Linked DNA regions of Homo sapiens: region 1 is linked to region 2. The links are chromatin loops, found by intact Hi-C in ENCODE. Cell type or tissue: lower leg skin. All regions are shown on one strand. Each heading gives the region's core, and the rest is flanking DNA. Links, peaks and the distances in the headings are about the cores only.

What was found. A loop is a pair of places that touch in the nucleus more often than their neighbours do. Peaks named below come from ENCODE experiments on the same cell type or tissue, not always from the same donor. Only the 100,000 strongest peaks of a DNase experiment are listed, where the experiment ranks them.
Region 1: it touches region 2 in a loop (2.4-fold over the local background); 53 of 110 quality-filtered maps call a loop at or near these places.

What each region holds. Positions count from the first base shown.
Region 1 is chr15:25,510,713-25,518,637 of GRCh38, reverse strand. It overlaps LINC02250 (long intergenic non-protein coding RNA 2250), which reads left to right. Exons shown (of 5, transcript NR_187215.1): 2 at 1,993-2,190. Among named protein-coding and RNA genes, the nearest start is that of LINC02250, 64 kb to the left of the region's middle. In lower leg skin, for the core only: no CTCF peak of the experiment used is centred there; no DNase peak of the experiment used is centred there.
Region 2 is chr15:25,699,075-25,706,999 of GRCh38, reverse strand. It overlaps ATP10A (ATPase phospholipid transporting 10A (putative)), which reads left to right. Exons shown (of 21, transcript NM_024490.4): 13 at 4,900-5,084. Among named protein-coding and RNA genes, the nearest start is that of LINC02250, 120 kb to the right of the region's middle. In lower leg skin, for the core only: no CTCF peak of the experiment used is centred there; a DNase peak (open chromatin) is centred at 3,879.

The sequences.
Region 1 (7,925 bases), core at 2,460-4,959, 190 kb after region 2:
CCAGCAAAACGTAAGCGATCTGGTCGCTGCATCCCGGCATCCTCACCAGCATGCGGCACTTTCCTTCTTTCTAACAGCCCTTCTGTTAAGTGTGTGGCAATATTTCACTGTGGTTTTAGTTTGCATTTTCCTAATGGCTAATGATGTTGAACACCTTTCATAGGCTATTTGCCATTTGAATATACTCCCTGATGAAATGTTTGTCTCTTTCCCATTTTCATATTCGATTCTTGTTGTTTTCTGTTGAGTTCAGAGTTCTTTCTATATTTTAGATAGGAGTACTTTGTCAGATGTGTGGTTTGAAAATGTTTTTTTCAAGTCTGTAGCTTGTATTTCCATTTTCTTCACAAAGTGTTTCGTAGAAAAGAAAACATTTTCAAACTTAATAAAGCCCAGTTTACAAACTTTTTAAAAAATAGATCTTGCTTTTGGTGTCTAGTCTAAGAACTCTTGCCTAGCCTTAGATCACAAACATTTTCCCCTATTTTAAAAAATGTTGTATAGATTTATGTCTATGCTCCATTTTGAATTTGTTTTTAGATAATGTACAAGACTTAGGCTAAGGTTCATTTTTGCCTATGAATGTTAAATTTAGCCTTTATAATTGTTTTATAATTGTCTTGTCCAGAGTCAATTCAAGGCAGTCTGAAAAATTAAAAACAATGCTATAGGCAAAAAGTCAAGAATTTGGAGCAAATAGACTGAGATCATATAAAAATGCACAGAGGGGGCCGGGCGTGGTGGCTCACGCCTGTAATCCCAGCACTTTGGGAGGCCGAGGCGGGTGGATCACCTGAGGTCGGGAGTTTGAGACCAGGCTAACCAACATGGAGAAACTCCATCTCTACTAAAAATACAAAATTAGCCGGGTGTGGTGGCACATGCCTGTAATCCCAGCTACTCAGGAGGCTGAGGCAGGAGAATCGCTTGAACCCGGGAGGCGGAAGTTGTGGTGAGCAGATATCGTGCCATTGCACTCCAGCCTGGGCAACAAAAGCGAAACTCCATCTCAGAAACAAACAAACAAACAAAAATGCATAGACGGTAGACCTGTAGAATTACTAGAGATAGTTCTGAGTTTCCCACAAACTCAGTGCAAAAACAGAAATTTGATCTGTTATATGAATCACTCCTTGTCTCCAACATAATGACAAAATTGTTAATAAGAAGTAGTACAAACATCCTTGGTCTTGAGGATTAAGAAAATGAGAAAAGTCCTCATGAAAAGGACTCTGTACAACATCTTCATCAACGTGCTGTAACTAGGGTAACCCTATGATCTAAAAATCAGCCAAAACTGACTATCTTTGAGGGTGAACAAGGCACTATCAATAAAAATGCTGAGACAAAGGCATAAACTCAAACTATCCGCAGGAAGCTGGGGCTGGATTCACTTTTTAACAGTAACGCCAACATAGGGCTGTTACACATCCTGAACCTCAAAGTAGGCCTCCTTCAAAACCTAAATGCAGCTGGGCATGAGCGTTCAGTGGCAGGGGAATGCTGTATGCACTGTATGCCATTCTCATGCTGGAAATCGATTTCAGAATAGAAAATTAGAGAATATTTTTCTTTTGTCCATGATATTCCTACCTCTGACTTAAAGTTCAGCCACCACCTTATAAAACACATACTTGGGACAAAGTTATTGTCTGTGCTGAATGACCCTTTGTCCATTAGCAGGTATCGTTGGTGAAGCCCATTAATTACAATCCCTGAGAGTCAACTCATCCATTTGGGGTATGACATGAATCCTTACAAGTCAAAGTGATGTGTTCACAATTTCTTATCCAATAACTCGCTATGTCTTACAATGTATAAGGTCTTAATACATTAAATGTGAAGGGTGGACTCAAACAATGTTGGGGAATTTCAAAGAAAAAATACCAAGAGTGACACATTTGAGCTAGTTTCTGAACGCCAGGTCCTCATTCAGAAGGTTGGCAGGCAGCAACATCACCTAACCATCCACTCTATTTTAATTATTTCAAGAGATTGCACAGAGTTCTTGATATTGAAGAGTGAACCATGTTCAAGGAAGAAGAGATCACCCCATAAAACCCTTCCAGCTTGTGTTACAATCAGATGCCTCTAAGATGGACAAAAAAGGCACACAGAGATATTCCCTACTCAGGCTCTGGTCAAATCTCTCTCCACTTAATGGAGCATGGCTTTCAACTGCACCTGGAGGTGAGGAAGGGTAGGGGGCAGAGGGGAAATGGATAAATGCGGTTGAAGGGAGAAAGGAATTACACTAATGGGGCTTCTAGAGTGTTAGGCCCTAGGCCATGTAAAAGAGAAGTTATTCTGACACTTTTTAAAACAGAAAGGAAGACTTCATTTAAGTCTATTGTCAATGGGAGAGAGCTTGAACTCATCGACTGCATACAACAGGGACAGGTGGGGATAATCAGCAGAGGGAAGGAACAAATGGAAAATTCACACCAGGAACTTGATTAGGCATCAAGGGTACAGGGACTCTTGTTAAACAGACAACAGGGTTTCTTGTCAGCACTGGGCTAGGCAAACCAAAGACAGGACCAAGGATAAGGTAAAATAAAAAAAAAAAAAAACGGGGTTGGGGGGACGGCACTAAGGAGCCTCACTAAAGTTTGGTCAAGGTTAAGGTCCTTGCTCACCTTAAGCAAGTACTCAAACAATTCAAAAGTACTACTGAGACGGTATTTTTCCCATTGACTGGCATGTCGTGGATGGCTCTCCACCCTCCTGCATGACCTCACAGGCAGAACGTGCAACCTGTAGCAAGCCAGTGACTCCCATCACCCTCCCCATTCACAGGCAAACTGCCCTATCCAGGCCATCCTAAGGCACAACTCCCTCGCCGTGCTGAGTGCCATCTCCCAGGCCCTGCTCCTGAAGTTTCCCCGTGTCACAGTGCACACATGTGCTGTCCCAGGCCAGCAGGGCATCACAGCTCCCTTATGTCACCCCAAGGCAGCTTCTGGCCAGGTCTCCCTGCTTCTTCAGCAGATTCACCCCACTGAGGGTTTTTTTGTTGTTGTTTTTTGAGTTTTTTGTTTTTTAGAAAGTCTTTCTCTGCGGAGAGAGGCAAAACTAAGAAATGTCTATTTAAGTCCTCTGCCCATATTTTAACCAGATGATTTGTTTTCTTGCTATTGAGTCTTAGGAGTTCCTTAGATATTTTGGAAATTAACTGCTTGTCAGGTATATGGTTTGCAAATATTTTCTCCTATTCTGTAGGTTGCCTTTACACTCTTGTTTCCCTTGCCATGCAGAAGATTTTCAGTTTGATGTACCTAATTACAAGGAGCCATGTCTTGATCCTGTGTCTCCTAGGTTGGGTCTCCCACATGTGTTTCACTCTTTGGCTTCCTTTCTCCATTGCTAACAAACAAGAGGCTAGGCCAGTTACTCGTCCTTCCAGGGTCCCAGGCATGGAGGGAGAGCAACGATACTGTGAGGATGACGGAGGGCTTGGAGTATGAGGAGGAAGGTAGGACAGGGCATACTGGTTTCTCCTCACAGATCTTTTCCTCATATAAAGTCCTTAAGGAAAACTACCATTTGTACTCAAAAGAAAGAGCCACTTGCCCCCTAAGCACTCTTTACTTTCCCATCCTATAAGATGTATCAGAGCTGACGCATCACATGAAGAAAAGAAATCTAACAAGCTTCCTGGGCATTCACCGCGCCAAAGTCACCATCATGACTGTCACCTGCTGGAGCAGGGCAGAGCCATCCACGAGAGGCAGAAAATTGTGTGCAGGCACCGAGCTCCAGTACCACGATGGCACATGGGGAAAGCCTCAGTGAGGGAGGGGAGCAGAACCCTTGGTCCCCTCGGATCCCCTCGGAGGGACCGGATACACAGGAAGCAAACGGGGTGCATGAGGAAGGCACACAGGGAGGATGCTGGCTAGAGTACCTAGTCGATCTGGATTCCACACATTCCAAGACAGGTTTCGTCCACTCTTACAGGAACAAAGATGCATTTTGACAACATGCTAGCATTAATAAGCTAATAAGCACCCAGTGGTGTCCCTTGATTGTTTAACAAGAAGCTCACTGAGTAGACTCCAAGCTCAGGCCCTGAGCTTTGACAAAGGTGGGAATTTGAAGGTGGACTGAGAGTCAACTTCCTCTATTGTCATCTACGGCTCTGAATAAAATATTTACTGCAGACATCTGATTCCAATTTAATTATCTTTTCCAACAAAGGCAGCTTGGGTTTGACAGGCAACAGGAAAGGCAAGTTAATCGTGGGCATCTGCTAATTAGCATATTTTTCCCACAATTACCTCGCGGCTGCCATTTGCAGCTGGGCCCGCCTCACAGGCGCCGCAACAAGGGCTCAGGAGGGGGCTCAGCTCCAGGGTGGGAGCAGCGATAATGACCCACTCCACTCTCATCTTGAGGTCAATGGCAATGCCTAGGTGCCCACATACCTCTGTCTGGCAACAGTCCTCCAAGAGAAGGCTGTTCCCACGTGCCAGTGTAGCCAGAGGGCGAGAACTTGTCTTCATCTCCACCCTATTTGCAGTACCCTAGGAACCAAAGAAAGCCAGTATCACCAGCCACCTCTATGCTACATATGACCTTTTGCTTAGAAATAGATCACCCCACAGGTCTTCAACCCTCTTCTTGCTAGATCTTTTGATGAAAACACACACACACACATACACACACCCCACCTTCCCACCTCAGGCCTTTGCTTACACTGTGCTCCTGAAGCCACTTTCTTCTCACATGCAAATGTCTACTTCTACCTACCCACCAATGCCAATTCAAGCATGTCCTCCATGATCCCTGGTTTTCATTCTGCAGGCTGGAAGTAATCTGTCAGTCTTACAAACTCCTTCCCCTTTGTGACTCTTCTTTCTTCTCCTACAATAGCTTTCTAATGTTCACATTTAATTGTCGGTTGTGGAGTGTGTTTCCAAAGATTTCCACGATATCTCCCATCCCACAGGCTCTTTTGCAATGGTCTTGACTCTCCCTCCACAAGAGGCAGTGTTGTTTGTTTCCTCTCCCCTTGAATCTGACCTGACCTTTTGATTGCTTTAACCAATCAAGGCAGCAGAAGTGATGTCCTTAAATTTCCAAGTTTGGAAATTAAGAAAGAATGCAACTTCTGCTTTTGTGATCTGGGAGAAGTCAGCTGCTATGGAAGAAAGCCAATAGCCTAAGACCACCATACTGTAAGAAAGCCCATGTTGGTCACATGGGGAGGCCACATGGAGACTGAAATGCCAGATCAGCCCCTGTGTTCCACCCACCCAGCAGAAGCACCAGACACATGAGTAAAATGATCTGTCTTGGACATTCCAGTGCAGGCAGACACTACATGGAGTGAAGATGGGTGGTTCTCACCAAGCACTGCCCAAATGGCAGAATCATGAGCAAATAAATGATTGTTGCTGTATTAGCTGCTGAGTTTCGGGGTGGCTTGCAATGCAGCCATGGATAGCCAAAGTATTTGCCTTGATTAGCTAAGAGTGTGGACGGGCTTGGGTGTCAGCTGGCCAGGGTCAACATCCTGGATCAGCCACTTACTAGCACTGAGATCTCGAGTAAGGTCCCAGATAAACACAATAGCAGTGTGTTGATTGATTTCTTCATTCAGCCAATTTGTTTCAGAGCCTTCTCTTTTCCTGGGCTGTGCCCAATAGTTTGCATTTGACACAGATGAATATTATCACTCAGAAGATCCCAGACTTCTCCCACAATCTTAGGGTTCCTGGGCAGAACCCAAGCCTCTTCATGAATCATGCTGCCTGTTAAGAGCAATGACAATAGTTTGCTGTGACTTAGGGAAATAAAAGTATTTTATTATCTTACAAGTGCAGTTTAAAGGCATAGTGTCCTTGTCAAAGCAAAAGCATATCTCATTTTCCTTAATAAGTAATCAGTTTAGACAGATTAAATTATGATATGTCCATACAATTGTTGAAAAATAATTAGGAATTATCTATATACAAATACCGAAAGATCTCCCAAAATACACTTTTAAATGAACAAAAAATGTGCTGTGTGGTGTGAATGAATGATTCAGTTTGTATAAAAATAAGGAGATATAAGTATATTTGTATTCATCATAATTGAAAGAAGAGTACACAGAAACAGAGGACTGACCTCCGGGAATCAGGAGTGGAGGGCACACTGAATTTTAGACTTTGTCATACTATTTGGCTTCTTTGTTCTACCATGACTGCATTTCACTTTCATAATTTTAAAAACTATTTTAAAAAATTCCCGTCACCTTCATAACATCGCCCCAGTAATACCTGTGTGGGACAAAAATGTCTCATGCTACTTATTCTGAAATTTGATGACCAAGGTGGAATTTGGTTGTTTGGAGTTTGATTCAGGAGGAAATGGTTGTTTTCTGTATTTGTTTCCTGTGGTTGCTCTACAAACTACCACACATTGGTGCCTTACAACACCAAAAGCTATTCTTCAAAGTTCTGGAGGCCAGAAGTATACAATCAACTTCCCTGGGCTAAAACCAAGGTGTCCACAGGCCATACTCCCTCCAGAGGGGAGAATCCATGCCTTGGCTCTTCAAGTCGCTGGCACCTTTGGCAATTGTGGCTCTTGGCTGCACCACTCCAATCTCTGTGTCTTAGTGTGTTTGGGCTGCTATAAGAAAATACCACAGACTGAGTAGCTAATAAACAACAGAAATTTATTTCTCACAGTCTGGAGGCTGAGAAGTCCTAGATCAAAAATGCCAGCAGATTCAGTCTCTGGTGAGGGCCTGTTTCCTAGTTCATAGATGGTCATCCTCACATGGTGGAAGGGGCAAGGGCGCTTTCTGGGGCCTGTTGAAAAAGGCACTAATCCCATTCATGAGGACCCTGCCCTCATAACCTAATCACTTCCCAAAAGCCCCACCTCCTAAAACCATCACATTAGGGTTAGGTTTCAATATATGAATTTGCAGGGTTGGGTGGGTGGGGAAGGGTGCACAAACATTCAGTCTATAGCACTCTGCCTCTACCTTTACATCACCTTCTCCTCTTCTGTATGTAGTTAAATGTCTGTTTCTTTCTTAAAGGGATACATGTGATTGCATTTAGGATCTACCAGATAATGCGGCATGATCTCCCCATCTCAAGATCCTTAACTTAATCACATCTATAAAGACCCTTTTTCCAAATCAAGTAGCATGTACAGGTTCCAGGGATTGGGATAGAAATGTCTTTGTCGGGGGAGGTGGTATTTTTCTACCTACCATATCTTCTACTTGGACCAAAATACAGGACCAAATGCATGCATGAAGTCATTCATGAATTCCACAAATATTTAAGGGCCTCTTCTATCCAGAAACTGCAAAAGCCCAACCCCTGAGTTTTGAAAAGAGCTTGATCATCTTAGCAGGGACTGAGCACAAGTGAACCTTTGCAAATTGGCCCCTTCCCACACACTTCCTAAAAGGAGGTAGCAACCATCTCTAGAGGGGCCAGGGAAGGGATATCTGACTGAGTAAGGCCACAGACAGGCTCCCCGACCCTTCCTGGCACAACAGAAGGTAGGGAAGCCAAGGAAGGCACAATAGCTCATCTGGGCTTTCCTGGGGCTGCTCACTCACTTCCAGTCTAGTGAGAGTTTATATACTCAGTCTGCTGTTAAAGGGTGCGGGTAATACCCTAGCCTCCCTTCACAGGGTTGCTGAACCTCACCTGCTCCATCCTGCAGTGCTGGCTGATGCCAAGGACTTTAGTCTAAAAGTCACAAGTATTCAGGGCTGACAGCCTCGTCCTGCTTTCATTTCATCTGAAAAATCATTACACAAGCTAGCACTTTTTTGTGAGAAAAAAATACATATATATATATATATATATATGTATATATAAATGCAAGCTCTGAAAGGGGTCTTTATTATCTGCCTAGCAACAGTTTGCTATAAATAAAATCACCCTGTTTTGCTATTTTATAATTAA
Region 2 (7,925 bases), core at 2,859-5,358:
GAACACCTGAGAAATGGCTGTGCCTGTTTTAGGCCCTGAAGTTTTGGCTTACTAAAGCAGGGCTGCTGTCGTCTGGACTGATTGGGCTTCCCCGGAAGACAGTATTGTGCAGGCCTGTGGGGTAGGAGGCATCTGCTGGTTGTCCCAGACGTGCCCGCCCAGCCTCATTGACCAGGCTTGTTTTTAACCCTTCACTGTGGGGCACCTTCCCCAGGGAGCAGCTTTTCCCCTGGACAGCACTAACTTCTCAAATGGAGTGAAATTGGCCCTCCGGTGCCATTTCACAGTGCTTGCTGGTTCCGCCCCCTGGAGTAATGCAGACAGAATCTCCTCCCTTTTCCACATGATGAAACCTTGACTATTTGGGGACATGGCTGTGAGTCCCAGGCTGCCCCTTCTCCATCTTCCCTGCTCTCAGAGCCCAGGAGCCCTGACTCAGTTGTCCAGCCCTGCTCTGCCACTGCAAGCTGGTCATGCGGGCTGGTCATGCAGGCTGATCGGACAGCCTGGGGCAAGTGGCTCAATCCTTTTTGCATCCAAGTTCCGCTCTGTGGTAATCCCAGTGTTTTGGGCTCTTGTGAGGGTGAAAGGAAGGGATGACGGGGGGCACTGAGCGTGGCGCAGGCACAGGGCCTGGCACTGAGCGGTTGTGTGGTGAGTCTCCTGGTTGGTGCTTCCACACCGTTTCCACCCAGCTGGCCTCTCCTCTGCAGGCTTTCTCTGGTGATCGTGCATCGGTCACCTCTCTTGGCCCGGATGCTGCAGCTCTGTTAACATATCCTAAGTTGTTAACGGCCCCTGCGGCACCCGAGGCTCATGGTTAACTTGAGTTCCAGTCATCTTCTTAGGCCTTTTTCACAGGGATTCCTTGCTTGGATTCTATAATTTTTACTTGGGCAACTGTGTGAAGATCTAAAATCAGAGTTGTCTACCGATCCCCTGTTCCACTTCCTCTGATTGGAGTCGGGATCCCGGTCATCAGCGTTTCTCCAAACTGATTCCACCACATCCCGCTGTCATCCTCAGGTGGATTCCTTCCCTCCAGGTGCACGTGAGGATGGCTCTGAGATGTGTCAGCGATGGAACTCCTGGGTTGCCCACATGGGTGCCAGCCGTGCACTGGAGCCTGCTCACGCCTCCTGGCAGAGCTCATGGATACATTTTGAAGAATTTTGCAGTAGCCCACATAAATGTTCAGGAATCTCACGTCGCCTTTTGATGCTATGTTAGTAGATTGAAGTCAGCCAAGGTGGGAGTATTTATACCACAGAAATGAGCAAATGCAGTAAATCGACCTTCCTCCCACAGACCGGTTGTTAACCACTTACCATCTCCTGCTACCTGATATGTTTATGTTTCAAATGACGAGGCCTGAGCTGGAGAGTATGGGAGCCACCCACCACCTTAGCGTTCACATGGCTCAAACGCGGGCACTGTGTTCCAGCTCCTCAGCTTCATTAAGAAAAGTGAAGCCAGCCACTTATATTTTTACTATTCCAAAGCCAAATCTTTTCATGAAGGTGATTTTTTTTGTTTTTTTTTTTTGTTTTTTTTTTTTTGCTTTGAGACAGAGTCTCACTCTGTCACCTGGGCTGGAGTGCAATGGTGCGATCACAGCACATTGTGAGCTCAAATTTCTGGGCTCTAGTGATCCTCCCGCCTCAGCCTCCTGAGTAGCTGGGACCACAGGCGTGTGCCACCAGGCCCAGATAAATTTTTACTTTTTTTTGGTAGAGACAGGGTCTCACTCAGGCTTGTCTCAAACTCCTGGTTTAACGTGATCCTCCTGCCTCAGTCTGTCTAAGTGCTGGGATTACAGGCGTGTGCCCCTGCACCAGGCCCAGGTGCTTATCTTAAATAGCATCAGAGAACCATACATAACTATCTTCAGCAGAAAGGATCTCCGTTCTCTCCATGCTCTTGAAATTTTCTTTTCCTTAATGCTCTGGGCAGGAACCTAAATTCAAAGGATACTCTTGCTCATTTTCCCCGGCGTCCTTGCTAGTTTCTCTAAATGTCTAAAACTTCCTCGTTGGTGAAATCCTTTCCCCTCCCATTCAAAGCTGTGTGGCACCAAGCACAGTGACGCTGGGCTCTGCACACCACCAACTCCTGAGTTATGATACTCAGAAATGCCAGGCCTTCCAGAGGGTCAGGTCGTAAAGACAGTGGCATTTACTCAGAGTCACATAAATTATATCACAAACAAGTACCTTGGAAAGCTGAAGAAAGCCGCTGTGCCCCAAATCATCTTGAAAGGCTGCTGCCTGCAGGTACTCTTTCCTCTGCCATGTTTCATGCCGAGGTGGGGGTCCCTCCCATAACTCCTTTTTCAGTTCAATGCTATTCTGCACCTGACTCAGGCTCACACCTTATAAAGGTGAGTGTTGGTGGGGTGACCCAGTGGGAGGCCCATGAGTTTGACCAAATAGCTCCTGAACTAAGGAGGTTCTGTTTTCAAGGTGTTAACTTTTCCCTGTGAAACAGCAGACACCCTCCGTACTGGAGTTTCCGGCAAGGCCTTCCCTGCTTTCTTTCTTGGCAGACATTTGACTGAGGGACTTTAGCTCAGCAGCTCGGATACAAAGGTGGGAGGCACAAGGTCCTTGAGGCAGGAAGTTGCCATTTAGAGAAGAGTGGGCAACTGCTTGGGTTATGTTTCAAGCACTGTAGTGGAAGCGTTATCCTGGCAAATTGTCAGTAATCCATCAAGGTTAGCCATTATTAGTCTTACTCTATAATCATTATTACTATCATTAAGTATGAATGAATTACTATGAACACACAGAGGAAGGCAAGACCATCCCTGTCTTCCCCAGACATCAAGGAACCTGTCATAGTACAAGTGACACTCAGGATGAGCCAGGGACACGGGCCACACACAGTCTGCCCCCCTACTAGAGCCCAAGGGCCAGGGTAGAGGAGCAAAGCTAAGGTCAGATGCCCTCCCGGTGCCCGGGTGGCTGGGGATGTGCTCACGGGGAGCACAGAGCGTGACCTGGCTTTCTTCCTGAGCAGGTCTTAAGCTCCACACGCTGTGTGGTCTTCCCAGGGTACTCAGGTTATAAGGTTCAGAGCAGTGTGCAGCATGGGTGCAATGTTCCCTCCTCCTTTCTGGGCCCTCCCCAAGTTCCCACATCACCTTCCAGTACATCCCCGACATGGGAGCTAGGCCCAGGCTACCTGAGCTGGAAGACAGCAGATCAGCCACTTGCCCCTGAGGGGGTCTTCTGGGGTGCTGGTGATGTTCTGCCCCCTAAGTTCAGGGCTGGTGACACTGGTATGTGACTTGTGAAAGTGTATCAAAGGAATATTTAAGAAATGTACACTTGTGTGTTTACTGTACCTCAGTTCTACCTTCCCCTCCCCATGCCTGCCATCCCATCATTCTAGAAGAAGGGGTAAGGGTGGCTTAGTTCGTTTGTTCTGCTGTCACACAATACCACAGACTGGGGACTTAAGCCACAGACATTTACTTCTTAGAGTTTTGAAGGCTAAAAGTCCAAGATCAAGGCTCTAACAGCTCACAATGTCTGGTGTGGGATCTCCTCCTGGTTTGCAGATGGCTGCCTCCTTGCAGTGTTCTCACACAATGGGGAGATTGAGAAATCACCTTTCCAATGCCTATTTATTTATTTATTTCTTGAGACAGAGTCTCGCTCTGTCACCCAGGCTGGAGTGCAGTGGCATGATCTCAGCTCACTGCAACCTCCACCTCCTGGGTTCAAGCAATTCTGCCTCAACCTCCCGAGCAGCTGGGATTACAGGCACCCACTACCACGCCCAGGTAATTTTTGTATTTTTAGTAGAAACAGGGTTTCACCACATTGACCAGGTTGGTCTGGAACTCCTGACCTCAAGTGACCCGCCCGCCACGGCCTCCCGAAGTGCTGGGATTACAGGCGTGAGCCACCGCGCCCGACCCCAGTGCCTCTTTTTATAAGGACACTGATCCCATCGAGGGAGCCCCATCCTCATGACCTCATCTGAACTTAATTACCTCCTGCAGGCCCCACATCCTAATACTACCACACTGGGGATTAGTGCTCCCTCCTATGGATCTGGGGGACACAAACGCTCAGTCCATAGCAGCATCCCAGCACAGGGCACAGCATGGTGTAGCGCAGTAAAGGAGCCTCAGTCAGGGCTCGAACCTAGGGACCAGGGCTGCAGCTCACTTCCAGAGTGGGGAAGACAGAAACCATCTCACCAAGATGTAAACAGATCTTAAAAAAAAAAAAAAAAATCTGAGGCAGGCCTAAGCACATTTCCGCAGTCAATAGTAGATTTTTCCCAACATACTGAGACCAAAAAGGCAAAACCTGCCTCTCAACTTCTTTATGTTTGTGGAAAAAGCATATTTAGGATAATCTTGGTTTCAAGAAATAATGGCCTTACCTGTGAAGTCTGTTTCTATAGTGACTAGTAATAAGCATTGTTGAGACTGGACATTCTGAATTTCATTCACCAGAAGCTTTCTATGGGATGGGCAATTTTTAAGACTATATTTTTATCCCTCCGAATATCGTCATTCCCAACACCTTCCCATACGCTTTGCCTTCAGGTTATCTGTAAAGTTACAAGTTAGAAAGAAGTTGAGGTACTTTGGTGTAAGTACACATAATTATGCTCAGTGACTCACAGTTATTCCTACGCACTCGACTGAGTCACATCGACAGAGCTGTCAAAAGCGTCCACCACTGTCCTGAAATGGTTCCACAGGGGACTTCCTGTCACTACATGGCAGACAACTGGCAGCCCAGCCCCTGGCAAGGCCCAGGCAACAGGGGCTGTACCAGTGCCTGCCTTCGGTGTATCTGGTGCATGACATTTGCACCCCAGAAGGATTGGGGGGCACGTGAGAAGCGGGTTCGCTCACACTGCTGTGCATTTGACCAGGTGCCACTGGGATTGAAGACCGCCTGCAGGACGGAGTCCCTGAAACTATTTCTAAATTGCGTCAAGCGGGCCTGCAGATTTGGGTTCTCACTGGTGACAAACAAGAAACAGCTGTCAACATTGCATATGCCTGCAAACTGCTGGACCACGACGAGGAGGTCATCACCCTGAATGCCACCTCCCAGGTAGGTGGGTTTCAAGTGGCTCCGCTTCCTTCCCCTGGGGTGGTCCATGTTTATCGTGGCCCCCTTGGCAGACACTCACATTCCTGGCAGCTGCTGTTAGAAGGACCTCACCCTCCGCATTCGGGTTTAGGATGTGCATGTTATTGCCTTGGAAGAGGTAAAGTTTGCTGGAATTTCTTAGTACCAAAGGAATGCATGTCTGGGCTTTATTGATACAAAGTTCAGCCTGGTTTCTCCTGACATACTGTCCAAGTCATCAAAGAACTTTCTCGTGAGGTCCCCTGTGCTTCCACAGTGGAGCCAGGGCAGTGGTCCATTTAGCACTGACCACCTCAGGATCATTGCAGGCACTGAGGACTTCTTTATCCAGTTGGATTTGTCTGTTTAAATCCCCAAGTCTGTGGCGAGTAGCTACTTCATATACTGCCCTGGTCTGGGCTCTGAGTCCTCGCAGAAGTTCCCACTCAAAACTTCTTGCGCCGGCTTTCAGGCTTCTTGAATGGAGCAGGGAACTGTCTTGCTGTGGCTGATCTGCTCCTCCCCAGTGTGGCCAAAGCCACCACAGCCTCTCTGGGGCTCACACTCAGACTCCCCACCCCAGCCCCTCTTAGGTCCACACCTGCACCATCAGCTATCAGGACCTTGGGACTTTGTCGCTTGGGAGTCCCCCTTTCTGAGATGGCCTTGGTGGGAGCATTCCTGCTCTGTGAGTTATTGCAGCAGCCCCCACTCATCTCCTGGCCTCTAGGACCTCTCACTCCATCTGTAAGCGTAGGAAAGGCTGCCTTTCAAGCCCCGTTGTCCACATTGTACAGACGCCATTGTGACCCTCGCACCTTGTTCCATTGGATTCTATGATCCAGATTCCCACCATTCCCAGTCCTTTCTTCACAGCCACGCTGGCCGGGGCACCCCCTTCCTCTCACATCTATGCAAGGTCACCCTGCTTCAGAGCCTGTGCCTTCACCAGGGCCTTTTTTTTTTTTAAGTGACCTCTTTCTCCAAGAAAGTTTGCGAATTTATACTAAAGGTTGACCTGATGACCTGGTCATTGCTTTTATTTATTTATCTATAATTAGCATATAGTAAAATTGGCTCTTTTTTTGGTTATACACTTACATGAATTTTAACACGTGCATAGATCTGTATATGTATATACACCACCCTATCCACGGTCCAGGAGAGTTCCATCATCCCCAGAAAGTCTGCCATGCTACCCCCGTGCAATTGTAACTTCCCTCCTTTTCTAACCTCTGGAAGCCACCAATCTGTTCTCCAGAACTACAGTTTTGTCTTTTCCAGATGTCAAGTAAACAGAATACTCCAGTGTGTAACTTTCAGAGCCTGGCTTCTGTCACTCAGCATAACACTTTTGAGATTCACCTGAGCTGTTGCATGAACCAGTAGTATATTTCTCCTTGATGCTGAGTAATATCCACTAACACCAGATTTTGCATATCCATTCAATCAGTGAAGAACATTTTAGTTGTTTCTGGTTGTTGACAATCATAAACAGCACTTCTATAAATGTGTGTATACAGGTTTTTGTGTGAACATGTTTTCATTTCTTTAAATACCTAGGTTAGATGTGAATGTGTCTAAGTTTATAAGAAGCTGCCAGACACCAGCCTGCTTTTCAAAGTGCTGTATTACTTTGCTCAGTGTCTTTTCCAGCACTTCGCATTGTCATTGATTTTTTTTCTGCTAGCCCCTCTAATGGGTGTGTAGTGGTATCTTGTTATGGTTTTAATTTGCATTTCACTAGTGTCTAATGAAGTTGAACATCTTTCCATGTGCTTATTTTCCATTCAAATATCCTCTTGGATGAATTGTCAAGTATTTTTCCATTTTCTAATTGAGTTGTTTTCTTAATGTTCAGTTTTGAGAATTCTTTATGTTTTCTGTATGTAAGTCCTTTGTGGGCTATGTGATTTGCATATATTTCATCCCTATCTTCTTTATTTTTTAATATTGTCTTTCACAAAAGCTTTTAGTTTTGATAAATTTTTATTCTTGTTAAATTTTTATTTTATTATTTTATCTTTTTGGAGATGAGGTCTCACTCTGTTATCCAGGCTGGAGTGCAGTGGTGCCATCGCAACTCATTACAGCCTCAACCTCCCAGGCTCAAGGGATCCTCCTGCCTCAGCATCCCTAGTACCTGGGACCACAGGAGCGCACAAGCATACCTGGCTAATTTTTTATTTTTTTAAGAGATGGGATGCCCCAGCGTTGCCCAGGCTGGTGTCAAAATCCTGAACTCAAGTGATTGTCCTGCCTCGGCCTCTCAAAGTGCTGAGATTATAGACTTGAGCCACTGTGCCTGGTCTGATTGGTCATTTTTTTTAAATTTTATGTATCATGCATTTGGTGTCATGTCTAAGATGTGCCTAATTATGAATATTTTCTCCTGTGTTTTATTCTAAAAGCATTACACGTTAACATCTTATCTATAGATACAGTCCATTTTGGGTCACATTTCATGAAAGGTGTGAGGGTTAGGTTAGACTTCATCTTTCCACATGTGGCTGCCCAGTTCCTCCAGTGCCATTTGTTGAAAGCGTCTTCTTTTGGTTGAAAGCGTCTTTGTCAAAAATCAGTTAGTTACATTTGTGTGGGTCTGTTTCTAGACTTTCTGTTCTGTTCCATTCATTTGTTTGTCTATCCCTTCACCAATACGACGTGTATTGATTCATTGTAGTAGTTTGATTACTGTAGTTTTTTATAAGTCTTAAAAATTGGTAGTGTTATTCCTCCAACTTTATTCTATTTCAAAATTGTTTTGGCTAGTCTTCTTATTTGTTGCCTTCGTATATGAATTTTAAATTAATTTTTCTGTTC